2 separate regions of the Homo sapiens genome follow, and region 2 is linked to region 1. A link is a loop called in an ENCODE intact Hi-C map of the cell type or tissue named here. Cell type or tissue: CD14-positive monocyte. All regions are shown on one strand. Each heading gives the region's core, and the rest is flanking DNA. Links, peaks and the distances in the headings are about the cores only.

Region 1 (14,755 bases), core at 2,256-10,255:
GGTTCTAAAAAGTTACCTCTTAGCAGTATGAGAGTTGAGTCTTTGGTACTCTGTCAGGGTAGTGCTCTGTCACTGAATGACTACGTTTAAATGAGTGAGCAGTTACTGGGAGGCCTCCTCATACCAATTACAACTGGGGTGGCACCCAGGCCAGGTAAGCTCTCCAGGGCATTCAAGGTTGAGAACCTGTCTTAGGAATCTTATTAAGATGCAGATTTTTGTTTTGGAGACATAGTCTCACTGTCACCTAGGTTGGAGTGAAGTGGTATGATCTCGGTTCACTGCAACTTCCACCTCCCAGGCTCAAGCGATTCTCCCACTTCAACCTCTCTACTAGCTAGGACCATGGCCGTGTGCCACCAGATTTGGCTAATTGGTTTGTATTTTTGGTAGAGACAGGGTTTTGCCATGTTTCCCAGGGTGGTCTTGAACTCCTTAGCTCAAGTGGTCCACCTGCCTTGGACTCCCAAAGTGCTGGGATTATAGGTGTGAACCACAGTGCCCAGCCTTAAGATGCAGATTCTAATTCAGTCTCTCTCTGTGTGTGTGTACTGGAGATTCCACATTTGCAGGTTGCCTTAGGACATACTATTATTATGATGAGTCAGTTTAATTTGCATTCAGTTATTCTCACCAGAGATGACCTTAGGGCAGGTGATTTTTAACAAAGCTATCTTCCTGCTAAATTCTTTGAAGGCTTTAAAAGTCAGAGAGGACCCAGAGGTAGGAAAGTACAGGGAGTTGTGGAGACGGTGGCCAATGACAATGAGGGCCTTTGGGCTTAATTTGGTGAGCAGTGGGGTCACTGAAGAAAGGGGTTGAAGCAGGGGCGTGGCGTGATCCTATTAGAAAATCCTAGGCTGGGTGCGGTGGCTCATGCCTGTAATCCCAGCACTTTGGGAGGCTGAGGTGGGCGAATCACCTGAGGTCGGGAGTTTGAGACCAGCCTGACCAACGTGGAGAAACCCCATCTCCACTAAAAATACAAAAAATTAGCCAGGCGTGGTGGTGCATTCCTGTAATCCCAGCTACTCGGGAGGCTGAGGCAGGAGAATCACTTGAACCTAGAAGGCAGAGGTTGCAGTGATCAGAGATTGCACCATTGCGCTCCAGCCTGGGCAACAGAGCGAAACTCTGTCTCAAAAAGGAACAAACAAAAGAAAATCCTTTCTGGCTGATGGTTTAGGGCTTACTCATGCAGTACACACTGGTTGTAGGGCCTCAGGGCCTATGTCCAGTGGTGAACAGGTGGGCAGGAACCTGCTGACGGCACTTAGTGCCCTGGGGATGAAGTGGAGGGGTGGTGAAGCGGGAGGCAGGGAGAGTCAGACACAGGCTTTGGATTTGGGGTAGAACATCAGGGCAACTGCTGTGGTTAGATACTCCCTTTCCTTAGCTGTGAGGAAGTGGGATGCTATCTACCTTTCAGGGGAGTTAGGAGGATTAAAAAAGATGGAGTAGGTCAAGCTCCTGGTGGAGGACCTGGCACAGAATTACAGATCAATAAATAAGTTGCTAGCTCCCCCTCCCCACCCCCAACACATACAGTTGGAGGAGTTTGGGAGAGAGGAAGCTTCGGGAGAAGGATTCTTTCAGATAAGGGTGACATCTAGATAAGGAAGAGATGGCGTAGAGCTGATAGCCTGGCTGTATCACAAAGGGGATGTCAAGTTAAAGGAAGAAGCTGAGGCAAAATTAATAATCATAAAGTTATTCATGATAGCAGGAGGCAGACAAAATGCCTAGGCTGATAGGGGCGGTCCCCAGTGAAACACCACCTTCAAGCCAAAAACAGCCTGAAGTCTGAAAGACTGAACTGTTGGTTCTGGATGAAACCTGTGACCCAGAGTGAGAACTTCTGTTCCTATTTGCCCACTCTTTCCCGATTGGTTCTTTCTGAATAACGCTTTTTGACCAGTTGAATGTTGCCTTTTCTGATACTACCTATGGCCTGCCCCTCCCCCATCCTGTGCCTATAAAAACCCCAGACTCAGCCACACTGGAGGAGACCACCTTCCCGTCTCCTCTCTGCTGAGAGCTGTTTTGTCGCTTAATAAACTTCTCTGCCCTCACCACCCCTCAGTTGCCAGTGTGACCTCATTCTTCTTTGACGGACAAGAACTCCAGACTCACTGAACATGGGTACTCACAAGGCTGTAACACTGTGGCCCTCTGCCCTTCACTGGCAGAGGGCAGATGCCTCATGTGATGGAAAGTAGTGATGGGGCGGAGCTGGCCCCGGAGCTGCGGGCTGGAATGGGGCAAGGGGCTGACTGAGCTGTTAACATGCCACCGTCTGTTGGGCTATGGATGGTGGGACTAAAAGAGCTAATGAGCACATTGTAACACTCTTTTGGGGCTTTAGGGTCATGGGCACCCCTGCCTGGGCACCACTGCATTCCCCTTGGAGTGACACACCTGGTCCAGCTGCAAACCCCGCATGGAGCCCACCCCTGTGCCAGCATTTGGAATGGCTGGCTGGACCCCACACTTGCTCACTCACATACCCCCTCCCACCAGGGCCTGAGCATGCAGCAGCAGCTGCTGTGGGATCTGCGCCGGAGTGCAAGCCAGATGCGGCCTGGCAGGCCCAGTAGATGGGGTGCCTCCTGCTGCGTGCCTGGCAAAGGGGCCGAGAAAAATCTTCTCATTTGGGCCAAGCTTGAGAACTGCAGCCCAGGATACATCATCAGTTTGCCTTGGGGAGTGCTCTGGAGAATATTTATAAAGAAAAAAAAATCAGGAGAAGGGGTGATTATAAAACTTATTTATTAGGAATTTTCATTGGTCTAGAGAATTGGCATTAGTTACTGATTGGCTATTCATTGTTGAAGTACAGGATGTATGGCGTTTTTGTGGCCATTTGGCTTCAGTTAGTCTAGAGCTGCATGGCAAGGGGCTTCGAGAGGTAATTATTTAGCTCAAGGGGGAGTGAGACCTGACTGCCATTATATTTTAGATACTTTTCTGGGCCTGATAATTTAAAGGGGCTCACATTCTTCAGGTAAAAAGTTATTTTTCTTCTTCGGGGAGGAGTGGTTCAAAGTAGAGGAGAACTCACAGAGTATGTGGTGCCCAGATGCACATTTAGATATGTGCAAAAGAAAGATGATAATCTTGGTACATTTTTGCACTTTAAATAGTCACCACCTTCACTCTCCACACCCCCTAATGATAACTTGTTCTTTGGATTCTGACCTTCCAGAATACCTCATCTAAATTAATTACTGCACATATAAGAAAACTGAGGTTGGGATAGGACATCTGATGTACCCAGAATAACAGAGGTGAAAGTGACAATGCGTTTCAAGCACTAGGACTGTGAAGTTCCCAGCATGCTCTCTGCAGCACATCTGTATGTGATGGGGAAGCACCACAGAGGTCGGGGGAGGCATATAGGGGACATTTATAGGTTTAGATCTGTGCTGCTCAATGCCAGCTGCACTTCAGAGTCACCTGGCTTGCTTAAAAAATTAGTATCGGCCAGGTGTGGTGGCTCATGGCTGTAATCCAAGCACTTTGGGAGGCCGGGGTGGGTAGATTACCTGAGGTCAGGAGTTCAAGACCAGCCTGACCACCATGGTGAAACCCAGTTTCTACTAAAAATGCAAAAATTAGCTGGGCGTGGTGGTGCACGCCTGTAATCCCAGCTACTCAGGAGGCTGAGGCAGGAGAATCACCTGAACTCAAGAGGCGGAGGTTGCAGTGAGCCGAGATTGTGCCATTGCGCTCTGGGCTGGGCAATAAGAGTGAAACACTGTCTCAAAAAAAAAAATAATATTGATGGCCAGACCTCACCTCAAATCAATTACATCAGCATCTCCTGGATGGGGCCTTGCACCTGGATATTAAATGCTCCTGGGGATTCTAATGTGCAGTCCTTGCAAAGTGGGTATTGAGTGTGAGGCAGGGTGTCATTCACCCAACCATGCTGGGGCACTGACGTCTACTGGTGAATAAGGCACACGATTCCTGGCATCAGCGGGCTTTTTAATAGGTACATTTATTTCAAAAATGTTTATTGAGTACCACTTGGCTGGTCCCGGAGGATAGACAGTGGTTCAAATAAATAGCATTTATTCAGCAGTCTGTGCCAGGCACTATTTCAAATGCCTTAAGTCTCACTCCAGGTATTATTACTTCCATTTACAGATGAGGAGACCAAGGCTCAGAAACACAAGCTTGCTTTAGGTCATTGAAATAGTGGTGATGCCCAAGAGCCTTGGATGGGCTGGACAAACCTTCTGAGGGAGCCAGTAGGTGGTCCTGGTGCCTCAGGGACTGGGGGCTTTGAGAACAGCTCCTCCCTTTGTCTCAAGAGCTTGGCCAAGAGGCCCCTGTGGCCTGTAAAAGCATTTCAATTTGTTTTGAACTTGGGGGATGGATTCTTAAAATACCAGCAGGAGGCATCAAAATGAATAATATATATCTAAAAGCAGCTTAGTCCATTTAGGAAAAAAAACTTTAAAATATATTTCAGGGCTCACTCCAGTGTTCCATGCATGTATAATGGCTCAGAGGAGGTTTATTAGCTCCCCAGCCTTTATTTTGATTAACTTGCAAATGAGATTTTTTCTCTATACATCAGCCTAGCCCTTCAAATTGTTAATGAGATATCTGAACTAAAATGGCTTTTATAATTTGCATCACAATACTTAAGAGCCCAGCAGATGATTGCTGCAAATAAGCCTTGTGTGGAATAGCCAAGCATGGCTCAAGGCAGGGTTCGGGAGGACCACCGACAGCTCAGGCTTGCACATCCATGGGGATGCAGGGTCTGGGGGCCTTTGATCTTGGTGGCTTTCTCCTAGGCCAGTCTCTGAGACCGGCAGTGAAGGGCAAGTGGGATCCACCAGCCCCTACTCTCTCCTGCCTTCCTTTTTATCACAACATCTCTTTAATTTATGGCCCCTGAGTGCCAAGCCGTGTACCTGTGAACAAATGGAGTAATTACTCCTGGGAGAAATAGAAAAACATGGATGCAGACCATACAGAAAGCTGCCGGCTTTCAGTGGGGTGACCTGGGAGTGATCACCGGGTGAGGGTGTCCTGCCAGTGTTCTAGGAATCCTGGAATCATGGAGGGTCTCCTGCCAGTGTTTTCATGTTACTGGAGGCTCAGAGAGCGGAAGGGACTTGTCCACCGGCTGCGCTCCCTGGGACAGAAACCTGGGGAGGCCTCCTGATGATGACGGGAGGCGGTGGCGTGGGTGGTTGCTGCGAGGCTCAGAGCTTCGGTTTTGCTTTTGCCTCTGACAACCAGGATGACCTCTGGCAACTCAATGCCTCTCTGTCCTTTATCGAATGAGGGGGTTGAATTAGGACAGAACAGTCACGGGTGGTTTCACAACAGGTGTATGTTCTGAGAAATGCGTCCTTTGGCGATTTTCTCGTTATGTGAACATCATGGCGTGTACTTACACAACCTAGATGGCACAGCCTGCTACGACACAATGCTAAGTATTTGCATAGCTAAACACAGAAAAGGCACAGTAAAAATATGGTATAATCTTTTGGGACCTCCGCCATATTAGAAGGGCATGACTGCCTGGTCTCTGGAGGTGGGGGTGAGGACTGACCAGGTGAGCCTGAGCCCCCATCCAGTGGGCACCGGGCTCAGGTGGGCGCGCGACGGGTCTTGGGAACTGACAGAGGAGCCAGGGTCTGAGGCCCCCGGCAGGTTTTATATAGAGATGGCCAGAAAAGCGCCCCCACGTCCTGTGAGGTTCCCATTCCCCCGTCTTGGGTTTTAAGATCCCCTTGAGACTTAGTTTCCCCCAAAGTCAGTTTCCCGAGAAAAGGAGGCCCCATTTCAGCAGAAAGGGGCTTCGAGCTCCAGGGAGAGGACGGGGGTGTGGCGAGTTGTCCCCTCCCCTCCAAGACTCAGCGCCCACGCGCAAGTCAATAACCCCAAGTCCGGGTCCTGGGGCTTTTGGCCGGAACTGCTCGCAGCCATAGGGCCCCACGCGCGTTGGGACGGCAGGGGGCGCTGCCCGCAAAGCGTTGCTTCCCGGCCGTCCTGCGAGCCCGCGAGATGCGCGTGCGCGAGGCCGGGGCTCGGGAGCTGGGGCGGGGCCGTGGGCGGGGCCAGGAGCCGCGCTGGGGACCGTGCCCTCCTCCGCCGAGGCCTGTAGGGCGCTCGCTCTTCGCTGGGCCGAGTCCCCCCGCGCGCTGCAGAGCAATACAGTTCTGTAAAAGTTTATTATTCTGACGTTGGAATATGCTCCTTGGAGACAATTCAGAACTTGCAGAAACCAGAGCCCCGCGGCCCCTCCCTGCGTAGACTGCGGGCGGCTGTCCCGGGCGTGGGCTGCGGCCCCGCGGGCCCATGCGTGTTCTGGGGACTCTGGGGCGCTGGTTCAGTCCCGCGTGTGTGGGAGTCACGTTCACCTCCTCAGTGCCAGGTGCTGTCCGCGCACCCGTCGGAGCGCCTCGGTTCACCGTGCAGAGGTGTGGGCTCCGGGGCAGGGAAGGGTCCACCCCACCTCCCGCGCTGCAGCGAGCTTGACAGGTGGTGATCCTGGACAGGCGCATCCGTTGGGCCGGGGGCAGGGGCGCTCTGACCCTGTGGGCAGGGCCTCCCGGGACTCTGCCCGGAGCTCCTGGCTGGGCTGTGCCCGGAGGGATCTGAGTGGTGGTCCTTGGGCCCTTGCGGGCCTCAGTTTTTGCCACTGTGCAATGGCCTTACTCATACCTGCCCTGGTGATTGGGGGACCGAAGTTGTGCAGGGGGTGGGAGGATGCGGGGCCTGGTCTCTGCCTGGCTGGGGCCCACCTTGATCCGTGTGGCCCTGCTGAGCCCTGTCCACTGGTCACTGAGATAGTGACGGTCCTGGGCTGGGCAGGAGTGGCAGGCCCTGGGTGTGTGGATGCCATAGGAGGAGAAAGAGCTTTTCCTCACCGTCCTAGGTTCCTGCCTGGGACTCATATAACAAGAGAATAACATACACATTTATTTAATATAATTTTTACCGGATGCAGGAGCCTTCATAAGGAAATGAAGACCCAAAGAAATGTGTAAACCTGTGTGTGTGTGTGTGTGTGTGTGTTTTTGAGACAGAGTTTCACTCTTGTTGCCCAGGCTGGAGTGCAATGGCAGGATCTTGGCTCACTGCAGCCTCCACCTCCTGGGTTCAAGCGTTTCTCCTGTCTCAGCCTCCCAGGTAGCTGGGATTACAGGCGCATGCCACCAGGCCCGGCCAATTTTTGTATTTTTAGTAGAGATGGGGTTTCATCATATTGGTCAGGCTGGTCTCGAACTCCTGACCTCAGGTGATCCGCCCACCTCGGCCTCCCAAAGTGCTGGGATTACAGGCGTGAGCCACCACACCCAGCCAAACCTGTGTTTTTTATGCTTGGTTTGATAAAAAAAGTGGATAGTCCTAGAAAAGTTTGATTGGATAAAAACGTCTGATGTAACGGTAATAGATGGAGGGACTTAGCCAGGCCTGCGTGTTCACAGTCTCCTCTATCCCTGTGTCTTCAGAGGTGAGGATGTTTCTTCTGGGTATAGGGAGACTAACACCTGAATGAGGGTTTTATGTCCTGCTTCAGGGGAGAAGGGAGGGTGGGAGGTGAAAACGACCTTTCTGTTTCTGCTGTTTCCTCAAATGCCAAGGTGCTGTATTTTGGGGTACCATGTCCTGAACCCCATCAGTGCCAAGGGCAAGGCTGGTGCCCAGGGCCCAGTCCTGGACTTACCTTGGACTTCGTGGATGGGAGGGGAGGTGGGGCCTGAGGAGGGGTGACACCCGCAGGTGGAAGCTTGTGTCTGCATCCCAGGAGGCAAATTACCAGCTCTGAGACCTAGGACCAGTCAGTCACACAACCTCTGGAGTCTCAGTGTCCTCATGTAGAAATGGGAGCAGCGGGCTGTGGGGAGGTTGATATTGGCTGCTGGGTCCTGCCTGTAGCTCCCTCTGCCCCCGACCTCAAACTCTTGAGCCCTCTGGGATCACCTGAGGCTTGATAAACACACAGGGGCCCCGGCCCTGCTCTGACAGGTGGCTTCATCGAGTTTGGGTGGTACCAGGAATCCCGCTGGGAACAACCCTCTTAGGGTCTGGTCAGGCACCCTCCCAGCCCCCAGCACAGGGCAAGGAAGTGCCAGGGCCATGGGACAGCAGGAAGGTACCCTCCCCAGGCCCACCAATCCCACAAGACTCTGTTGAGAAAGAAGGATTTTAGTGGTTTGCGTGGGGATGCTGAATCGGTGTTCCACTTAAGAGGGCTCAGGGAAGTGAGGACACCCTGGGACACCCCAGGGGGTATGTCCTCATCCTGGCTTCACTTGACTGGGGCCTGGTTTCTAATCCTGGGCTCACTTGCCCGGTGCCTGTCTCTCCCCCAGTCTCAGCCTGATGAGTGAATGAAGGTGATGATCACCCGTCCTTTATGGCGGGCCGGTTCTTGCATTAGATCTTACGATCCCCATGCCAGCCTTGAAAAGCCGGAGTTCATAGGACCCAGGTGCAGGGAGTTCAGACAGCTCTTAACAGAGTCTTAAGGTGGGGTGCTGAGGCTGGATCCACCTGGACCTGGTCCCGGACAGCCCGGACTGTGTTGTGGAGTGAAGGGAAACTTCATCCCCATGTTGTCCAACCTCGAGTGGGCCTGGCTGGTTTGCTAAGTGTGACCAGGGGATTGGGCTGGTCCAGAATGTCTGGAGGCCTGGGGTAAGGGGAGGGCAGCGTCTGCCCCCTGCTACCCCATCCCCCTCACCTGTTCCTGTTGCCTGGGGTTAGGGTTAGCGAGTTGTGACTCCACCCTCCTGCCCGGGTGGGTGGAGAGGGCCCTCTCTGGAGAGGGTCTGTCAGCCTGCCCTGTAGAAGAGCGGGTGTGCTCTCCTGGGGTGGGAGGGGCCTTGCCTTTCTGTTTGGAGGAATGTCTGCCTCCGTGGTACATTCCAGAGAGAGCAGCCCCTCCCAGCTTCTTTAGGCTTCTCTACCTTCAGGTGAGCAGAGGGGCGGTGTCGGGCCTGCAGCAGCTGCGCCTGACCCCATTTGCGAGGACTCAGTGCCTCCCTGGGCCCGGGCTGTTTGTGGTCTCACCTCCAGAGCATGTTTGTCTGGGTCACCACGCCCCCTGCAAACAGCCCTGTCTGGGGTGGCCAGACCAGGCCCTGCCCATGGCCAGCCACTTTTCCAGCAGAAAACTCAGCCCCATTGGAGTCCCCCGCCACAGCCCTGCTTGAAGCTTTGAAGGTGGGAGCCAGAGGGGCAAAGTCAAAATTGCAGGGAGAGTAAACACCTGAGGACCTAGTTTGGCCTGGCTGAGACGCTGGGCGGCTACAAAGGGACAGTGTGAGGGAAGCCCTCGCAGCAGAAGGGACCCATTCAGTTCTTGCAGAAAGGGATTTGCCTGCTAATTAGGCAGGGAGGACCCTACTGGTGTGTGGGCTGCAGGAAGGGGTGGCATGTAGTGGGGAGCTGGTGACCCTATTTGGGGAAGAACCTGCTGGTTCTGAGCTGCTGGAACCTTTCGGTCCACACCTGACCCACAGACCACCTGCTCCAGAGTCAGGCGGGGAGCTCCTTAAACAATGGCGATGCGTCAGCCCCAGCCCAGGCCTCCTGGCTGAGCCACAAAACCCATCATTGCATGAGGGGCCTCCGATATACCAGCCCTCTGCCTAGTGCTTTGCAGCCATCAGGCCTTCCCACCACTGCCCCTCAGCCTCCTGCACCTGAGATGGGGGTCCCTTCAGCCCTGGGGTGACCGGAGGCAGGCTCGCTCACGTACTCGGTGCACTGTGTAAATCCATTCACATTCTCCAGGTACGCTGTCAGGAGAAAGGCTGTGAAGCACCAGAGTCTCTCATTTCATCTCATACCTGGAAGGTCTATTATTAGCTCCATTCCACAGGTGAGAAAACTGAGGCTCCAAGAGGTTAACTGACTTGTGCAAGTCACACCACGCTAGGGCTGGGCTTTTTCCCATGATTCTGCCTCTGGGTATGGGTGGGGATTGTGCATGTGAGGTTGTGAAAAGCTCTCCGGTGGTTGGACTGTGTAGATCTCTGGTCCAGATAACCTCTTGCCACCATGTCCTGTGGTCTCACTGCACATGGTTCTGGGGAAAGTGAAGAAGGATCCTTTAAAAGTGCTGATGGATAGCATGAAGACAGGCCCAGGGAGGGACCCCCTCTGCAGGATGCCCAGGCATGCACGTGATACTCTCTTGTCCCATGTAGCAGTGATGGCAGCTGAGAGTCATTTCCAGACCCTTCTGGAGAAGTTCCTATCCCTGTAATGACAGCAGTTGGTTTGCTTAAGAATGGTCTGAATGCATCTTGGTGGGCATCTGGTGGGTTCACGGGAAGTCACTTGACTTTGTGCCCACTGTGCCTGGCATGGAGGTTGGCCCCCAGTGGGCATTTGTTCTGGGCTGGTTAGGAGTGAGGGAAATGGATCGCAAAAGAGGGGGCCAAAGGGGTGATCAACTGCTGCTGGAGGGAGCCCTGGGGCTGAGCAGGGCTCAGTGGTCTTGCTAGAGGCAGAGAGAGGGGGTCTGGGATCAGGTAGGACAGAGGGGTCTTGAGCAAGGGGGGTCCTGGGAGACTCCCTCCAGCACTGAGGTGCTGGGCAGTGCTGGGCTAACCAAGGGCACAGGCCTGGGGCTGGCAGGCTAAGGCTGCCGGGGCACTGTTTGGTCCCCATCGTTCTCTGTCCTGCCTGTGGGGCAGCACACTGGCTACGGGGCAACACATCCGTCCCTGTCATGCTGCCGACTGGCATCAGGCAGGGGAGTTTGGGGACATCCCTACTGCAGGCCCCTCACCTCTCACTGGGGCCTTGGCCCTGTGAATTCCTGTGTGTGAATTATTCTGTGACGAGGATGAAGGGAGAGCTGGGATTCCCATCGGTCCCCTCTCAAGGACTCAGAAGAATGCTCTTAGACAGGTGAAAAATGGAAAAGCTTTGCTTAGCTAGCAGATTGCTCCTAAAGCAATTCACAGTTTGGATTGAAAAAGTGGGTTGCTGTTTCTTAGGCTGTCCCTTGGGATCCTGCCCTCCGAGGCTTGGCAGGTTTTTCATTCTGGTGAGAGAAGTCTTGGCTGGGGTCCTGTGAGGCTGAATGGAGCCCAGAAGGGCCACCAGGTGTCCTGATTGCAGAGGAATTCAACTTTGTTGGTTCCTTGCCTCTGCTTTGGTTTTAAATGAAGGATCAGTGGCCAGGGAGATTCTGGAAATAAATGTGAGTTCCTCAGCCACCGGAGAGCTAGCCCAACAGCGGCTTACACCTGTAATCCCAGCACTATGGGAGGCTGAGGCAAGAGGATCGCTTGAGCCCAGGAATTTGAGATCAACCTGGGCAACATAGTGGGACCCCATCTCTAAAAAAAAAAAAAAAAAAAATTAGCCAGAGTGGTGGCATGCACCTGTGGTCTTAGCTACTGGGGAGGCTGAGTAGATGAGCCTACTGAATCAGCCAGCAGATGAAGACATGTACCCTCCACTATCTTGAGTTATTCATGAGGTAGGAGGATCACCTGAGCCCAAGAGATTGGGGCTACAGTGAGCCACGATTGTACCACTGCACTTCAGCCTGGGTGACAGAGTGAGACCCTGTCACCCAGGGTCGAAAAAAAAAAAAAATAAAGACCCTGAACTATGTCTGTCATTTTTAGGATCGCAAAGACTCAGAGTGATAGCTGTTGATTCCACATGCTGGCCAGAGGGGCTGGCGGTGTGGGTGAGGTGCCTGCCTGGGGCTGCACATGCAGCTGACTCAGTGGTACATAGACTGTGCTTGAGTCGGGAGAGGGCCCTCAGTCAGGCAAGGTGGCCAGGTTGGGGTGTGTCAGGGAGTTCAGCTAGATTTAATTTTATTTAGAAAAACTTTCAAATGAGATATTTATTGAGTCTGAGTGTCGTGGAGCAAATTCATGCTTCTTTACACAAATAAAAATAATATTTGTGACTGGCAGCTGCTTTGTAAGTCTGTAGAGTGGATTCCTGTGCTTGGGGTGGACCTATTTGGTCAGTGGGGGCTTAGAGTTTTTTTTTTTTTTTTTTTTTTTGAGACAGAGTTTCGCTCTTGTTGCCCAAGCTGGAGTGCAGTGGTGTGATCTTGGCTCACTGCAACCTCTGCCTCCTGGGTTCAAGTGATTCTCCTGCCTCAGCCTCCTGAGTAACTGGGACTACAGGCATCCGCCACGCACCTGGCTAATTTTTTTTGTATGTGTAGTACAGACGGGGTTTCAGCATGTTGGCCAGGCTGGTCTTAAACTCCTGGCCTCAGGTGATCCGCCCGCCTCAGCCTCCCAAAGTGTTGGGATTACAGGCGTGAGCCACCACGCCTGGTCCCTTAGGGTTTTATGATGTCTGTTTTACAGACAAGGGAGCTAAGAGTCTGCCTAGCACCAACTTCACATGATGTCGGCGGCAGAGCTGGGGCAGGGTTCCACCACTCTGGCCCTCTGTGAGGCTAGAGGTCTTCAGTCTTTGGAGCACTCCAGGGACATGTGGCCACTTTTACAACATCTGTATGCCTTGTCTGGGGTGGGCCCGACACATACGTGTGTATATATACATATATAATTATTATTTTTGGAGACGGGGCCTCACTCACTCTGTCACTTAGGCTGCAGTGCAGTGGTGTGATCATAGTTCACTGTAACCTCAAACTTCTGGGCTCAATCACTTCTCTCGCCTCAGCTTCCCGAGTAGCTGGGACTACAGGTGTGTGTCATCATGCCTGGCTAATTAAAAAAAAATTTCTGGCCGGGCACGGTGGCTCACGCCTGTAATCCCAGAGCTTTGGGAGGCTGAGGTGGGCAAATCACAAGGTCAGGAGATCGAGACCATTCTGGCCAACATGGTGAAACCCCGTCTCTACTAAAAAATACAAAAAATTTAGCCAGGCATGGTGGTGGGCACTTGTAGTCCCAGCTACTCTGGAGGCTGAGGCAGGAGAATGCCGTGAACCCAGGAGGCAGAGCTTGCAGTGAGCCGAGATCGTGCCACTGCACTCCAGCCTGGGTGACAGAGCAAGACTCCGTCTCCAAAAAAAAGAAAAAGAAAAAAAAATTTCTTTTCTTTTTTTTTTGAGAAAGATTCTTGCTCTGTCACCCAGGCTAGAGTGCAGTGGCATGATCTTGGCTCACTGCAACCTCTGCCTCCCTGGTTCAAGTGATTCTCCCGCCTCAGCCTCTGGAGTAGCTGGGACTACAGGCATGCACCACCATGCTCGACTAATTTTTGTATTTTTAGTAGAGACAGCGTTTCACCATGTTGGCCAGGCTGGTCTCGAACCCCCCTGACCTCAGGTGATCTACCCGCCTCTGCTTCCCAAAGTGCTGGGATTATAGGCATGAGCCACCACACCTGGCCAAAATTTTTTTTTTTTTTTTTTTTTTTAGAAATGAGGTCTTGCTATGTTGCCTAGGCTGGCCTCAAGTAATCCCCCCTTCTTGGGCTTCCAAAGTGTTGAGATTATAGGCGTGAAGCACTTCCCCTGGCCTACATGCATATTTTAACAGACTTTCCAGGTGCTTCTGCAGCATAGCCAGGGTTGAAAACCCCTGGAGCAAAGTTTCAGTGATCAAAGCAAGAAGATTCAATTGGATCAGCAAGTCGATGAAGAGATGTACCGTCCACTACCTTGAGCTAGTCTTGACTTCCTCTAGTGACAATTGTTGACCGGTTTGTTTTCCTGGAGTGCACCAGACCATGCAGTTGGGATTATGTGTTCAGTGCTGACCCACTGCCAGCATTGGGAGTTGAGAATCCATAATTCAGCCACCTTTATTGAGTACCTGCTGTGTATGAGGCCAGGGATGCTGAGGCGGGTACTACAGAGAGAACCCTGGATGCCGGGACACTCATTTTAGCTTTACACATTCTGTGGCTCTGCCAGGGGGCACCCATCTGTGGCATTGCTGGGGCAGGGTGATGACAGAGGCTTCTGGGTGCTTCCAACTCTAGATGGGGTCTTGTCTTTACTGTCCTTGGGTGTCCATTCTGGCTCTGACATGGTTGGCTGGGAGCCCGGGACACCCAGCTAACCTTCCGTGCTCAGGGTTCTCTCGGTCAGTCCAGTTTGCATTGATCATAGTCCATAATCCCCTGAATGCGACATCAATTAAACAGTGTCCTCCACAGGAAGGGCTTTGATTTCTTTCCTCAGCTCTGACGGGCGGCTTTATTGATGTCGCTGCTTCTTTCCGATAGTGCTTGCGAAAGCCGTTCCTGTTCTCCACCGCGAGAGGTGCCTCTTGTTTCCAGTGATTTATTGCACTTACAACGTTGATGTTTACAAAGAACCGCATATTTATTCAAGCACAGAAGTTCGTTTCCCGCAAATACACGTGTGAAGGAAAACCAGATGAGTCAGAGTGTGGGAGGCCTTCCCAGCAGGATGGATGTTGGTTTCCTTGATTTCCCCAGCACACCTGCCCCTGCCTGGCTGGGCATCTTGAATCAATTTGCAGACAACTGCCAAGAAAAGCTTGAGGTGCATTATTTTCAGAAATTGATGAGCAATTCGAAATCAAACCAGGGTCTATTGGGTGTTTACAGTGCCAGGATCTGAGCTAGGGGCCAGAGAATGAAAGCTAAGAAAAGACAGATAGCATCTCAAAGTCGTGGGGGAGGAGAGACAAAAACAGCAAAACTCATACAAGTCAGGATGAAGAAGTGGTTGGGACAGAGCTGGGGATGAGCACTGAGGAGCTGGGGCATCAGAGGAGGAGCTGGAGTGTCAGGGCAGTGCACGGAGTTGCTGTGGAATCGGGAGGAGCACAGAGGAGCTGGG
Region 2 (14,755 bases), core at 4,039-12,038, 360 kb after region 1:
CAGGCTTTATCCAAGCCAGCAAGCTAGAGCGTCTGCTAGCAGATTAGAAGTCACGATTTTTTCTAACCTAGTCATGAGTGTGAAATCCCATCGTCATTGCCATATTCTGTTGGTTAGAAGTGAGTCATGAGGTCTAGCCACACTCAGTGGGAAGACACTACAGGGTGTGAATACCAAGAACCGGGGATCACTGAGGACCGTCCTAGGAGTCAGCCACCTCCCGTTCTGCACCTGATCCTCAGGAAACTGGGGCCTGGGCTTTGCAGCCGGGAGAGTAGCTTCCAGCTTGATCCCAGCTCTAGTGGCAGAGGAAGTGTGTTTATGTGCATATTTTCTGTGTAAGTTACTGACATAGCAGCTGTTTCATTTCTTCTTAAACATTTATAAAAATAAGTAACAATAGGAATTTCTTCTTTTTCGAAGCCCATGACCCATGGCCTGTCTGAAATGGTTGGCGCGTTTCCCATCTCAGCCAGAAAGGATGATAAATACTGTGTGTTTAGGTCACTCTTGAAGAAACAAACACTCTGAGCCCAAGTTCCATCAGTCTAACGGGATCCTGGGCCATTAGCCCTGTTCTGTGACCTTGCACTTCTGGAAGCAGGAGATTTTGGGGGTTGCTGGCTGCAAGTTGGATTGGTCCAAGTTGTTCTTTTCCTTCTATAAATTGGCTTGGAGAGGGGAAATACCACTTTTATTTTTAGTTTTAGGTTCACATTCAGCCTAATTGATCCAAAGTAGAGGGTTTGAAAATGTTGGAATTTTAAGCAAAGTCAAATCACTTTTAAATTTCCAGAGAAGGAGTCAAGTGGCAAGTCCATTTTTTTTTTTTTTTTCTGGAGGAGAACAGAGGAATAATGGAAACAAGTGGATGGGATGGTTCATATGGCCAAAGAAGCCAGCCAAGAATTCATGTTCCAGTTTCCTCTCTGTAAGAGATCATGACAATTTAAAACTAGCTTGATGCATTCCTATGCTAAATTGGCCCAGTTAATTAAAAAGAAGCCACCAATTGCAAGCAGAATTTTTCTTTATTTAATCCCATTCGTAAGTGGTAAAGACTATTCTTTTCAAATGCATCTCACATTAGCCTCCTGCCTCTTCATTTGTGAGACAGTTGATAGTGTTTGTCTCTTAATTCAGAGGCAGTTATAGCCCCCGTTAAATGTGAAAAATGCGTGGAAGGTGCTGGCACCTCCAACCTAGTTGCATTCCTCCTTTATTCAAGGGACATTTGGAGTGGGGTCATGTACCATCTGTTAAGGATTTTACCGTGTCTATGTTTGGGGTTTGATTCTGTGTGTAGTCTTAATGCAATGCCCAGAAACAACCCACCACAGGAATGGTTCATTTTCCCATTCTGTGATGATGAGTCCAAAGGGAAGGAGAACTCAGCTTGGCGAAGAATTCAAACTCGATTTTGACCCAAACCCCTGGAGTCTTGGAACCTGGCTAGTTCTTTTCTTCATCTGCTTATATAAACTGATTTTTTAAACAACCCGTTGGACTGGTCAAATGATTCAGTTATGACGATAAACTAGGAAAGGAAGCAGGCTTTTAATGAAATGGATTCTGTTATAGGCAGTCACTCATGGGGACACAGAGGAATAGCAGGGCTGAACATTTGGGCAGGAATCCTGGTTTCATCAGTTTCACTCTGTCTGCAGAGTGTGTGAGGGGGCCTCAGGGTGGTGCACAGCTTTCACCCGCTGAGTGTCTGGGAGGTGTACCGGGGTCATGGTGGCAGGAACACAGGCATTGGAACCCCAGCCCTGTCACTTACTGCTCTGTAAACTGGGACAAGAAACTTAACCTCTCTGTGCCTTATTTTCTCATCGGTAAAATGGGGGAAGATAGTCCTACCTCCAGGGTAGTGAGAGTTAAATGACTTAATATTTGTAGTAACGTGTTTAAACAGTGCTTGACAAATGGAAAATATGTAACTATTATTATTATTAGGTATCAGTTATTACTAATAATAACAATAAACTGATCACTCATTTACTCACTCCCCAGAGTTGCAAACCACATAACCAAGTTTTGGTCAACAGTGGACCCCATATATGATGGTGGCCCCGTAAAGTTATAATCCCGTGTTTTCATTGTGCCTTTTCTATGCTTCAATACATAAATTCTAACTCTTATGTTACAACTGCTCACAGGATTCCTGCGGTACAGGCTGACAGCATAGGAGCAGTAGGCTGTACCTCGCCACCTAGGTGTGTAGGGGGCTGTGCCATCTGGGTTTCTGTGAACACTCTATGACATTCACATAATGACATCACCTACTGATGCATTTCTCAGAACATATATATCCCTGCTGTTAAGTGACGCCTGGCTGTATTTATTGAACACCCTTGATGTGCTAGATGCAAGCTGTACATAGGAGAGGAAAATCCATCCCGTTTGCTCTCATGGAGCCTCTGTCTAGTTGAGGGAGTAGGGCCAGGCTTCATGTAAATGACTGAGCTGGGGCAGCCCCTCAGAGCTATCTCTGGGTGAGGCTTCTCCCATCCACCCATCATTGGACAGGACCACCTGTGGAGGCTTAACCTTGGTTGCTGCTGGTGGTCTCTTCAGCTGAGGCTCGTTCCCAGGAGGGACTGGGCTGTGAGTTATTAGCAGGATGGCTCCCCAGTTTTGCAAAGCTCTGTAAATAGGAAGGACCCGGTATTTGTGGATGCCTAAGCCTGGATGCACCTCATTCACCTACTTCCACATCAGAGGGAGCAGGATGCCCGCCCTAGGGCAAAAGCCAGCACACACAGAAGGGAGCTGAGCCGGATTCATGCCTTCGAACCGCAGCGGAACTTTGACTTGAGAATCTCTCTTGCTATTCAGGCAGCACCGGAAGCCCCTCTCCAAACAGCTCAACTTCCCCCAGCCCCTAGAAGCACTGATTGAAAGCCCTGGATGTGTTCTCAATCAGAAGAGAGCCTGGCACTGGGAATGTCATGCGATGTTTTCTCTAGAACAGATTTGCACAAGGATTAAAACGCAGGCTGTTCCTAGCACTGAGGGATTCATTATTGATTTAAACCATCTCAAAGGGAAATTAGGAGAACGCCTCTGTGGAGAAGAGACGGAATGAGGAGAAAGCCGTGGGGATGTAGAGGTTGCAGCAATAGCCACGGATCGATTTCTCTTTCTCACCTCTCCCTCCAGCTCTCACTCTTTCCTTTCCTCTAAGATTTTGGAAGATTAAGAATTACAAGGGTCCTTGTGAGGACTACTGTAGTGCGGTGTCTTTATTGAAGCTGCCTATTGATTCCTGGTGGGTTCAGGCATTTTGCTTCCCAGAAGCTGCCTGTTGACACACCTTGATATGGGCCCTGGAAGCGGCACGAGGTCACTTTAATAGGACTGAGCTGTTGAGCCACCTGAGGTCAAGGGGGTTGGCCTCGATCACAGAGCGGGGAGGGAGAGCTGGCAGCGCCCAGGCCAGAAGGACAGCTCGGGTCTTTGTGAAGGGGTTCTCTGAAGACTGTTCAGGAGGGACTGCCTGGTGAGGCGCCACATCTTGTTATTGGTGGGAGAAAAACCACCAAGCTGAAAACTCCCAAGTGCTGAACACTGTTTATGTTTTGGGGAAATGTTTGTGAAGTCCTTGGCAGTCCTGTGTATTCCCACATGATTGTTTGGAAAGGACGGTTCCGAGCAGGAGGAACACTATAGGGAAAAAGAGCTCCGTTGTGTCTGTATCTGCAGAGATCCTAAGGTGAGATGTGTGCCCGCTGGGCTGGGATCAGGGAGGGCACTTAGAAACGACCCTGGGGCAGCCACAGTTCAGGGACCTGTCTCACCCGGAGTTCTGGGCTGCTTAGTGAGGTTGACGCTGTTGAAGGAGGGGGTGGCAGCACATGTCACATACTGGCCCCGCCCCGGTGTGCAGTGGCCATTGCCCTGCAGTGAGGGGCCCACACCCTGCGCCTGGCTTTATAACCAGGGGTAGCCCGCCAATCCTCAGTGCACCCCAGTTTTCTTGCTTGTAGAAACATCTGCCATGAGAGTCACTGGTGAATCACGAGAAGGTGCTTTGTAAACCACGCCAGGCTCGGAGATGTCAGGGATGCTTGGTGTCGCCTCTGAGAAGTGCTGCCTCCCAGTCTGTGAACAGTTACCGGGGCCCTGTGATTGGATGCTCTGGAAGGAACAAAGAGGGGCTGGGAACCCCACTCGTGCACAAGGAACCTAGGGCCTGGTAGGAAATAGAATGGCCCCAACAAACAGGGCACCTGCCATTCATTTGGGCGTTTTTAGGACCAAACATGGATGTTTGTAACTGGCAGAAAATGAGCCTCACCAGTGTCACCCCTGTGTTCAGTCTAAGGTGACCTTGGACATTCCCTCCAGATCAGCTGGCCTGGCCAGTCCTGTCTCATCCAGCCTCCTGATGAGACAGTCACAGTTTGTGATTCAGTGGAACAAAAGGGCTCCGTCTCAGCTACATTAAATGGCCTTTTTTTCCTGGTAGGAAAAAAATATATAATCATTATTGATGGCACCATATCACAGGCTGGGAATTATTGATCAGTGATTTAAATTCGGATGCCAGCAAATGGAGAATAACAAGGCCAGGTGCCCTGGCTCCCTCTCATTACAACCCTCACGTGGCCACAGCACTGCAAGATGTTGTTGAGGGTGAATTGGAGGACATGAGTGTGTCCCCATCTCGGGTCCTCCTGCCTGAGGAAATGGGGCCGTTCCGGTAACTGTCATTGAGGAGCCAGCTGGGGGGTTGGGGGGTGTTTGAGGAGCACGGGGAGGTGGGGCCAGCGTCACCGGGGTGAGCCAGCCCAGGGATGGTCACCTGCTCCCAGCCGCCTGCAACTTCAGCACCAGCTTGGGATCTTTTCTCAAAGGTGGCCCTCTGAGAAGTCCCATACGTGGAGCAGTAACTGGAGGACATGTCAGAGCTCAAGGCCACCAAGCGCCTGCCCTTGTCTGAGCTGAAGCTGAGATTGAAGCTTGTGCGTTTGGGTGCCTTTTGAGCTGGGTGATCTCAGTGACTTCTGACATGAGTCCCTGTGGGAACTGCTGTGTTAGAACCAGCAGTCGCTCATCAGGGTGATGAAAACATCTTGGGACTGGGGAGTGGTGGTGTTCACACAGCTGTGTGGTGTATACTAAAAACTGGCGAATTGTTCACATTAAATGGGTGGATGCTACGGTACGTGGATCATTTCTCAATATAAAAACGATATGAACAAAAATACAAAAGGAGGAGGAACCCACTATGGGGAGAGGTTTTCCCAAACTAGTGGCCTTGGAGCCAGGTCCTGCAGAGTTCTCCACATAGAGGCCAGGCCGATGAACAACCACATCATCACTTAGGAACAGGAACCATCAAACTCTAATGAGCTATTGCGATCACCAAGGAATATTAGCTTTTCCAAGAGATACAAGATCCCGCAGTGTGTTCCGGCTTCATGATAGATGCCTGAATTCCCTTTTGCTGTTGCTGTCACTTTTCTAGATGCCGGATGTGATGTTCCGTAAACACATTTGCTGTTCCCGACCGTGGCATTGGAGTTCCTCACGTTTATCCTAAGTGTTTATTTGCCACTCTATTACATTTGTAATTGTTTATCAGTCTCCTGTGACTTATTAAGTAGTTCTGGAGAAGAATTGACTTTCTCTTCCAAATCACCGTGCACCTAAAATAATAAAAACACCTAAACAAACAAAACCCGAAAACTATCAGTGCAGACGGCCAGCACCCACTCTAGTCAGCCGTGGATTCGTCTCCTTGCCTAAGCTCGGAGGGCAGGGGCCACATCCAGCTGGGTGAGGCGCTTTGGGGTCAGGCAGGCCTGGGTTTGTTTGGGTCCCAGCCCTGCCCTGGAGCTTCCTGGGCTGCGTGACCATGGGCAAACTCCTTAACCTCTCTAGTGTCAGCCTTCTCCCCCAGTAAAATGGGGTGGCCCACATCTCATTATGGGGTTGTGAAGATAGACGCAGAGCATGCATGCAGCACCCTGTACAGGGCATGGTGGTGGTGGCCCTCCCTACCCCCCAGCATCCACATCAGGAGTGGAAACTGAGAACATTGCAGGTACTAAACCCGGAAAGCAATCACACAGAGCCCTGGCGGGAGGAGCAGCAGCAGCTCCTGCTTTAATAGTGATCAACTCACCAACCTCTGCTCGCTGGCTCAGAACAGCACGCTGTAAGTGTCCCTGAATGAATCCAGCAGTGGTCTTGGCTGTAAGTGTCCCTGAATGAATCCAGCAGTGGTCTTGGCTGTAATCATCCAGATTTTACATAGTAGGGCCTTGCCACTGCTGGCCTCTCCTTTGTCCCTTGGGGAGAGACATGGTCACTTTCAGAGGCACTGGATTGATGGAGCCCTATGCCCCCTAACATACATTTCCCATCCCACCGCTCCTCCAGGGGTCCCAGGACCCCTGCACTGCACAGGAAAGGGGCTGAGCAGTACCCCATGAGCACGGGCCCAGTGTGAGGGGCCGCGCCGACAGCCTTCTAAAATAACCGCAGCACAGAAGGCCTGGAATGCATTTGGACTTATATTTGGAATTGTCGTTGGAAACAGTCCTGGCCAAATGTAATACCCATCTGTTCGGGATGGTTTGAGAGTAAGAAAATGAGGTGGCTCAGCTGGAGGGGGCTGGGCAGCCCTGAAACTCAGGGCTGGGAGGGTATGATGTCCCCTGGCCCCCACGCTATCCTGGAGCCCTCCTTCCCTCCAGCCTAGGCTGCTCCTGCCTTCTAGGACCATCCCCTCGTGTTAGCCTGCCCTGACTGGAGGTATTTCCCCTTGCCTGCAACCAGGCTTTCTTCCCGAACCTTCTGCCCGCTGGTCAGTCCTTCAGGAGTTCGGGACTGGGCTCCTTCCTGCTGAGTTTTTGCATCTCCAGGGAGAGCAGCCAGGTTTGGTGCCCAGCACTGAAAGCAAGCATCCGCTGAGGCCGTGAGCTGCCTGTCGCCTGGCTCCACCCTCCCACATTCCTCATGCCGTGCCCCTGTTAATGCATCCTGGGGTTGCATCCGTGCCCCTGCAGTTCTGTGATGATTGATCGTGAGCTGTGTGTTTTCCATTACATTGGTCTCCTTCCCCCACTTCCTCATGGGATAGTGGATTTTGAAGACTAAAAGGTAGACATTTCAGTTTGTTTCTGTACGTTTCATCTTGTTCCACAGTGTGCCTGTCTGGCCTTTTGACGTCCAGTGGATACTTGTTCTTGATATGTTTGCTGTTCTCAGCATTTTCTGAGTGGCTTTAACCTATCCGAGTGGCTTTCCCCCACCCAAGATTATTAACTCACTCTTTTCCCCTGGAGAGTAGTCAAGGGGGAAATGATAGCTTTGTTACTTGAAGACAATCTTAGGAAGCATTCGCTTAATTCTTGGGGAGAACCCAAAGAGTGCTCCCCCGTCTCAGTGCTCCCCTGTCTGAGTGCTCCCCTGAAGGGAAGTGCTCCTGTCCGCATTTGCCTTCCTTCATGCTTCCTTCTGGGAAATGTGGCCACATGACCCCAGTCCTCCCCTACCCTCAGGGCCACTGTTCCAGGGTCTCAGGGTGGCAGAGAAGTATTGGCAAAAATAACTCCTTGGAGTAATTGGTCTTCCTTAGAATTGGGGTTTAAAATCTGTCTGGTTTCCTAGGGCAGTCATAATAAATCACCACAAACTTGGCTTCTTAAAACAACAGAAATGTAGTCTCTTATGATTCTGGAGGCCAGAAGTCCTAAATCAAGATGTCTGCAGGGTTGGTTCCCTCTGGTGGCCCTAAGGGATAAAAGCCGTCCCCTGCTCCCAGCTCTTGGTGGCCTCCAGCAGTCCTTGGCGTTCCTTGGCTCATAGACGCCGCACTCCAGGCTCTGTCTCCGTCTTTCTGTGGTGCTGTCTGTCCTCTCCTCTTTTTATAAGGACACCTGCCATTGGATTTGGGACCACCGTAAATCCAGGAGGATCTCGTCTTAAGATCCTACACTTAATGACATCTGCAAAGACCCTATTTCCAAGAAAGGTCACATTCACAGGGGCTGGGCTTCAGACTTGGACATAATTCTTTGGTGTCCACTATCCATCCAACTACGGAATCCAGATGGTGGCCATGGCTTGTGGTGAATCTAGTCCCTGTTCAGATGTCTGTGACACAGCAGGATGCCAGGGACCCAGCATAGTTTCTCGCAGTGGGGTTCGAGGGGCTCCCAAAGCCCACTGCCAGTTCTCTGAGCAGATCCAAAGTACCCAGAGGTGACTGAGAGGCCAAAGGAGTCTCTTTTCATCCAGCCGAGGAAGGAGCGTGGCCTGGCTCTCAAAGGCTGTACATGTGACTCACAGGAAGTGAGGTAGTGAGTTCACTTTAACCCACCTCAAACAGATGAAAATCAGCCGTTTCACCTGCTAGGGGTGGGCTTGCCTGGTTGGAACAGTAGGTATGTCCCAGTTTTTCCTAGGGATTACTTCTTGATCTCTGAAGAATTGTATGGAATCAGCAGATTCCTCATGAAGTGACTTTGTATTTAAAATCAAGACAAGCTTAGGTGCTTTTGTTTTATTTATGAGCCAAATATCTGCAAGAAATGTTATTACCACAAAGAAAATTCTCAGTATGGAAACCTTCAGCCAGTGTTTGGGTTTGTGTGAGGTAATTTATGTGATGGAATTCCAGTTCCACCAAACAATTTGGGTAGTTCTGTGGGCATCTTTGGTAAAAACTGGGCTTCGAATACTTATTTAACGTGGGATTTTATGACAGTTTCAGAAGCATCTGTTACTTTTCATTGACGTAGTTTCTTGGGCTGAGCCATATTATTGACAGGACTCATAGGAAATGTGTGAGCCAGGAAGGGTACCCCTCAGACCAATTGCCACCTGGCACCCCTCAGTGCACACAGCCAAACCTTGCTTGAAGGTTCACGCGTGTCTGATTTTGGCACTTATTGACCAGCCATTTAGGTCATAGTAACCATGAGCGACCCTATGGCGACAGATGCCGTGTTTCAGTTTTGATGTGTCTTCTAATTCTGAAGAAGGAAAATAGCACAGGTGATGTTGGGGACACCAGTAATAAGCTGATGTGGTGTTGTCTTGGGGAATATTCTCAGGCGAGTGTGGATCTGGGGAAATCTACTCAGTGGCCACCGAGCCCCTTTGCTGACTGTCTCTTTGGACAGTTTGGCTGGCCAGGCTGTGGTAGATGGAACACTCCTGTTCCGGTGGGTGTTTTGATTCTAGGAACTCTGTGGGTAGATCTCAAACTGCTCAAGACTTCCAAGAGGTGTCCTCTGTGGACATTGGCCGTGGATGAATTCTAGAGGGCTGTGTCAGAGGCACCCGATGTGCCAAGGTGGGCTACGGAGGTGGATAGCTTCTGGGCCTGTCCCTAAGAAATGCTGCTCCTCATATCATGACCTCAATTAGAGGGGAGGGCAGTGGAGAAGGCGCATTTGCAACAGACCCTGCTATAAGGGAGCACAGTTTTTGCAGGGTAGTATGTGGCTGAAGGTCTGGGAGCGTTTGGAAGTATGGATGGCGGCTGGGCGTGGTGGCTCACGCCCGTAATCCCAGCACTTTGGGAGGCTGAGGTGGGTGGATCACCTGAGGTCTGGAGTTCGAGACCAGCCTGGCCAACACAGTGAAACCCTGTCCCTACTAAAAATACAAAAAATCAGCTGGGTGTGATGGCAGGCGCCTATAATTCCAGCTACTCAGGAGGCTGAAGCAGGAGAATTGCTTGAACCCGGGAGGCGGAGGTTGCAGTGAGCCGAGATTGCGCCATTCCACTCCAACCTGGGCAACAAAAGCGAAACTCCGCTTCAAAAAAAAAAAAAACGAAGACGGAAATATGGATGTCAGATACCTGGATGCATGGGTGCAGAATGAGAGTCACAGAATTGCCTTCCCTGGAAAGAGGGGAAGCCAGGTTGGAGAAGTTGAAGGAATAGAAAGTATAGAGCTTTGAGGAGAGAGAAGTGTGACCCTGTGGAGCCACGTAGGCCATGTTTTTCATAAGCCCAGTTTCACCCTTGGCCCAGAGATGCAGGTGTGTGTGCAAGAAGAGAGTGGGACATATGGCAGGAAGGTTGAAAACAGACAAAAAGGGCTGCAAGGAGAGATAGAGGAGAAAAAAGAGTAGGAAACTCACACCCTGAATGTTCTGTTGAAGATAAAAACACCTCTTTTTTTTTTTTTTGAGAGAGGTTCTCACTCCCATTGCCCAGGCTGGAGTGCAATGGCATGATCACGGCTCACTGCAGCCTCAACTTCCTGGGCTCAGGTCATTCTCCCACCTCAGTCTCCAGAATAGCTGGACTACAGGCACGCACCACCACGCCTGGCTAATTTTTTGTATTTTTAGTAGAGACAAGGTTTCACTATGTTGCCTGGGCTGGACTTGAACTCCTAGGTTCAAGTGATCCTCCCACCTCGGCCTCCTAAAGTGCTGGGATTACAGGCATGAGCCACTGTGCCTGGCCCTGACATTTATTAAAATGGCAATGCAGGCCTTCTTCAGGACCATTGTGGTAGGTATAGGGACTGCCATGACAGTTTTTCAGTAGAGGAGAGAGACTCCGAATACAACTAGGAAAAGTAGGGATTTTAAAGCCGAGGCAGGTGGATCAGTTGAGGCAGGAGTTCAGGACCAGCCTGGCCAACATGGTGAAACCCCATCTCTACGAAAAATACAAAAAAATTAGCCAGGTTTGGTGGGCAGGCGCCTGTAGTCCCAACTACTCGGGAGGCTGAAGCAGGAGAATCGCTTGAACCCAGGAGGCGGACGTTGCAGTGAGCTGAGATCACGCCACTGTACTCCAGCCTGGGGGACAGAGTGAAACTCTGTCTCAAAAAAAAAAAAAAAAAAAAAAAGAAATGCCAAGGAGCAGGGCGAGGGGGTTGGTGGCTAGAAAATTACTAAGGGGAAACATCAAGGGGGAAGGGGTGGGGATTCTGGCTAAACCAACCCGATGGGATTCTTGCTGGAGACAGGCCAGGTGGCCAGGCATCTCCTGGGGGTGGTGGACTAGGAACCTGATCAGATAAGAAGGGTGGTCAGTTAACCAAGGGTGGGGGATTCTGGCTAAACCAGCATAGCAGTGTCAACAAACAATATTTTGACAAATTTAGTTTAGAGATCTCACTGGTGTTTATTAGCACGGTCCATGAACAGGGCAGCATCCCATTCCTGTAATACGAAGGTGCTCCTGTGGGCCCAGCCAGGTTCTGGCTTTATAGGCAGAAACGGGCTGAAGAAGCAAAAACAGGCAACGGAGAGTGGATTGTTCATTTCAGAGTGACTTTCCTTCTAGGGTTAAAGCAAAGGGGACGTCTGACTGGTTGCTGTGTATCCCCTGGTTTTTTGGAAACTGGCCCATTCCGAGTTCAGTTCAATTACGTGGCACCTAGCACAGATGACTCTGTTCTGGCCTGTGGGGGCCTATTGCAGAAGCTCAGTCCAGAACAGTAGCCTCTCATACATTTTATTTAACAGCAGGATTCTTGCTAAAATAGGGTGGTGCAGAGATGGACCTGGAGGTAAAAAAGTTAAGGTCTAGTTGGGAGGAGGATACAGAGGAGCCTGAAGTGGGTCAAGGAAGACGATCAGTTCCCGTGCGGCAGCATTCTGCCATACGTGTGTGTGGTGTCTAGGAACAGATCTGTGTCCACGGGTAAACGTGTAAGTCTGCAGGTATTCCTGTGCATATGTGGGGGTGCTTTTACATCGTGTTAAAAACAAGGTCCCTACCAACCTAGAAAGATACATCTCATCATTTTTTTTTCAATGTCAGGAATGCGTATGCAAAGTAGTGGGAATTTCATGCGGAATTGTAATATTGTGAGAGCAACAGATGCTCTTATTTTTGTTCCCTTCAGTAGAGGAGAGAGGAATGAGAAGGTGCATAAAATTTTCATGGCTTCTCTTTGCTAGTGTACCATTTTTGTAATCTGGTATTGTTTGAAGCTCCCTGTTACTGTGAAAACAGAGGCTGCCTGAGATGATAGAACAAGCAACACCATAAAAGCGGCTGGTGGTTTGTGTGGGGCCAGTATAGACATGTCTGGGTCTGGAAGAGCTTAGGTGGCCACGAGAAGGGCGGGAGCTCGGAGGGATGAGGGAGGTGGCTCATCTGCAAGGGAAAGAAGAAGGGTGGTTGTGCTTCAATCAGGAAAACTAGATAATGTAATTGTACACTGATTTTCATTGTCGCCCAAATGGTGTGATTGCATGTTCATGGGTGGTAAAAATATGCATTTATTTTATTCACAGGTTGTACTCAGACTATCTCTACTTTGCAAGTTCGAATAAATCCGCGGACGACTTCCATGAGAAAGTGACAGAAGCACTGCAGCTGTTTGAAAATTGCATGCTTGATTATTCACTGCGCGCCTGCGTCTACAACAACACCCTCAACAACGCCATGCCTGTGTGTACCCCCCCCCCCCGTACCCCCCGAGCTGGCCCCTGGCAGAAGGAGCTGGTTTGTTGTTATTATGCAAGCGGCATTGTGGGTTTGCGTTTCAGCATAGGAACAGAGAGAAGCGTTTTAATGTGCAAATGCTGTTCCCCATTATTCATGGATGTAAAAGCTGAAAACTGATGGGCTCTTGGTCTGGCTCCTGCCTTCCTCCCTGCTGGTCACCTGCCACCTCCCCCTCCTCCCTCAGCAGGAGGATGAGGGTGCCTTTAGGAAGATTACCATTTAGCAAGACACCCAGCAATTAGAATCGGCAGACATGAGGACACCCAACTCTCAAATTGTCTTAAGAGCATTCTCTTGAGCGGTGGATTGTTTTGTTGGTTTAAAAAACTACCCATCAATGATTTTCAATGCTTCTTTGACAGAGTCTCAATTGAAAAACATTTTCTGTTGATTCCTCAATCGTATCTCTTGTTCTTCCTTCAGAACTATGTCTGTAAATTTCTAGCCTTTTTGAATGCAAAAAGCTGTTATTGGTGAATTCAGCACCTTTTAGCCCCGGGATAGTTTTCCATGCTGGGCTCCCTGGGCTGGCTGTGTACTTCAACAGCAGGGCTTATGCAGCGAGCATTGCCGCTGCGTGTTCCAGAGTGGCTTTACAAGCCTTGCTCTGCTCAGCGTCTCGCATAGCAAGGCACCAACAGGCCTGCTGTGGAGTCTTGGAAGCCCCCAGGTGGTGGGACTTCAGGCCAAGAGGCTCTGCCCCCTCTTTCTTACTACAGAGGCCGTGGGATCTGGGAGGCAGCATGCAGGGGCAGCAGGTGGGATTCCAGGCTGCCCTGTTGGACTTTGTAGTTTGGCAAGGAAGATGCCACAGGGACACAGGTAACCCCAGAGCCTGCTCTGGTGCCAGGTAGGAGGAGTACACTTTGGAACCAGCCATTGGTGTGGGTCAGGTTTCCAGCTTGGCCATTTGCTGGCTCTGTGACTCTAGGCAGTTGTCTCAGCCTTTCTGAGACTCAGTTGCTTTGTCATACAATGGGGTAATAATGCTGCTGTACCAGGCTGTTGTGATGGGTCTGTCTTGCATTCCTGCGTTCATTCTTGCCACTATGTCCCCTGCATGACGCTGGGTCCTGGGGCCACAGCAATGCCAGGACAGGTGTGGTCCTTGCCTTCCTGTGCAGCTGGCGGGGAGAGAAGATGGAGGCTGGGCAGGGAGCTCTGGCCACCAGAGAACCACCTGAGAACGGGGCTTCAGGCAGGTTCTTAGGAGAGGGAATGTCTGTGCTGAGGCCTGAAGGAGAGTTGGCCAGGGAACTGAGAGCAGCGTGTGCAGAGGCCCAGTGGTCAGCACCACCTACCATACAGAACGCAGCCAGCCGCCTGGTGTGGGAGATGGGGGGCACTGAGGCAGGGGGCTTGGGTGCGTGGCACATGGGGCCGCACCACCTGGTCTAGCCTCAGAAGAAGTCTAGACATCACCCTGAGAGAGATGGGACCCCTCAGAGGGTTTTAAGCAGAAGATAGTGTAGGAGTGGAAAAGGAATATCTCACTACTGTGTTCATGGCTGAGGCACCTATAATAAAAGACTAACGCGAGAAAGCACACATACTTGTTTAACGTAAATTTCATGTAACCCGGGAGGGAGCCTTCATAAGGAAACGGAGACCCGGAGAAACGGGAAACCTGTGCGTGTTTGTGCTTGGGTTTGATGAAGAGAGCAGTCGGGGAGAGGGCCATGATTGTCAAAGGGGGAATGACTCAATGGCTCTGTGGCCACCGTCACAGGGGACACAGGGTCTCGGAGAAACTCTATTTGTGTGTGGCTTGACCAGCACAGCTTGTCGACCCGGCTTCGTGACCCAGAACCACTCTCAGCTGTGACTCTTGGCCCTGGACCCCTACGGAGTGAGTCTGAGAGAGCAGGCAGGGCAGCCCACCCGGTCCTCAAGGCAGCTCCCTGAGGGCGGTCTCAGGGCTGGGGCTGGCAGGAGGAAAGGGGCGCTGGCATGACGCCTCAAGGTGGGGTTGTGGTTTCTTCCAGCACTGATCATGATGCTGAGCAGAGAGGGGTGCCCAGTGTGCTGACAGACACGAATCAAGTTGCAGCTGTGACTCAGGCCAGGCCCATTTCGTGCCACATCTACACTTTCCTGGTGCAGGTGGCTCTTCCATCCTGCAGGCCTCGCATGGAGGACCTTCAGTCCTGGCATAAACAGTAATAGCAGCAGCTCAGAGCCAGGGCTATTATGGGTCAAATGCCGAGGTTGGCACACAAATCGGGGAACGTGCTCGCGGACTGGGTTTCCCCATCATCCTACCATGCCTGATTCAATCCACCCACGAGTCCTTTTCCCTCTTTTTC

What was found. Hi-C counts contacts between places; a loop is a spot of excess contacts. Peaks named below come from ENCODE experiments on the same cell type or tissue, not always from the same donor. Only the 100,000 strongest peaks of a DNase experiment are listed, where the experiment ranks them.
Region 2: it touches region 1 in a loop (3.0-fold over the local background); 13 of 110 quality-filtered maps call a loop at or near these places.

What each region holds. Positions count from the first base shown.
Region 1 is chr10:124,380,638-124,395,392 of GRCh38, reverse strand. No RefSeq gene overlaps it. Among named protein-coding and RNA genes, the nearest start is that of OAT, 31 kb to the left of the region's middle. RefSeq lists a silencer at 5,887-6,176. In CD14-positive monocyte, for the core only: CTCF peaks have their summits at 4,663, 5,784, 5,994 (motif pointing right) and 7,741; a DNase peak (open chromatin) is centred at 6,032; H3K4me3 peaks cover 1,112 bases; H3K27ac peaks cover 649 bases; H3K27me3 peaks cover 1,209 bases.
Region 2 is chr10:124,018,893-124,033,647 of GRCh38, reverse strand. CHST15 (carbohydrate sulfotransferase 15) reads left to right here. Exons shown (of 8, transcript NM_001270764.2): 6 at 12,236-12,392. Among named protein-coding and RNA genes, the nearest start is that of CHST15, 67 kb to the left of the region's middle. RefSeq lists enhancers at 1-127, 6,303-7,299, 8,005-8,174, 12,305-12,811, 12,812-13,317. In CD14-positive monocyte, for the core only: a CTCF peak has its summit at 7,763 (motif pointing left); DNase peaks (open chromatin) are centred at 7,747 and 8,277; H3K27me3 peaks cover 1,035 bases.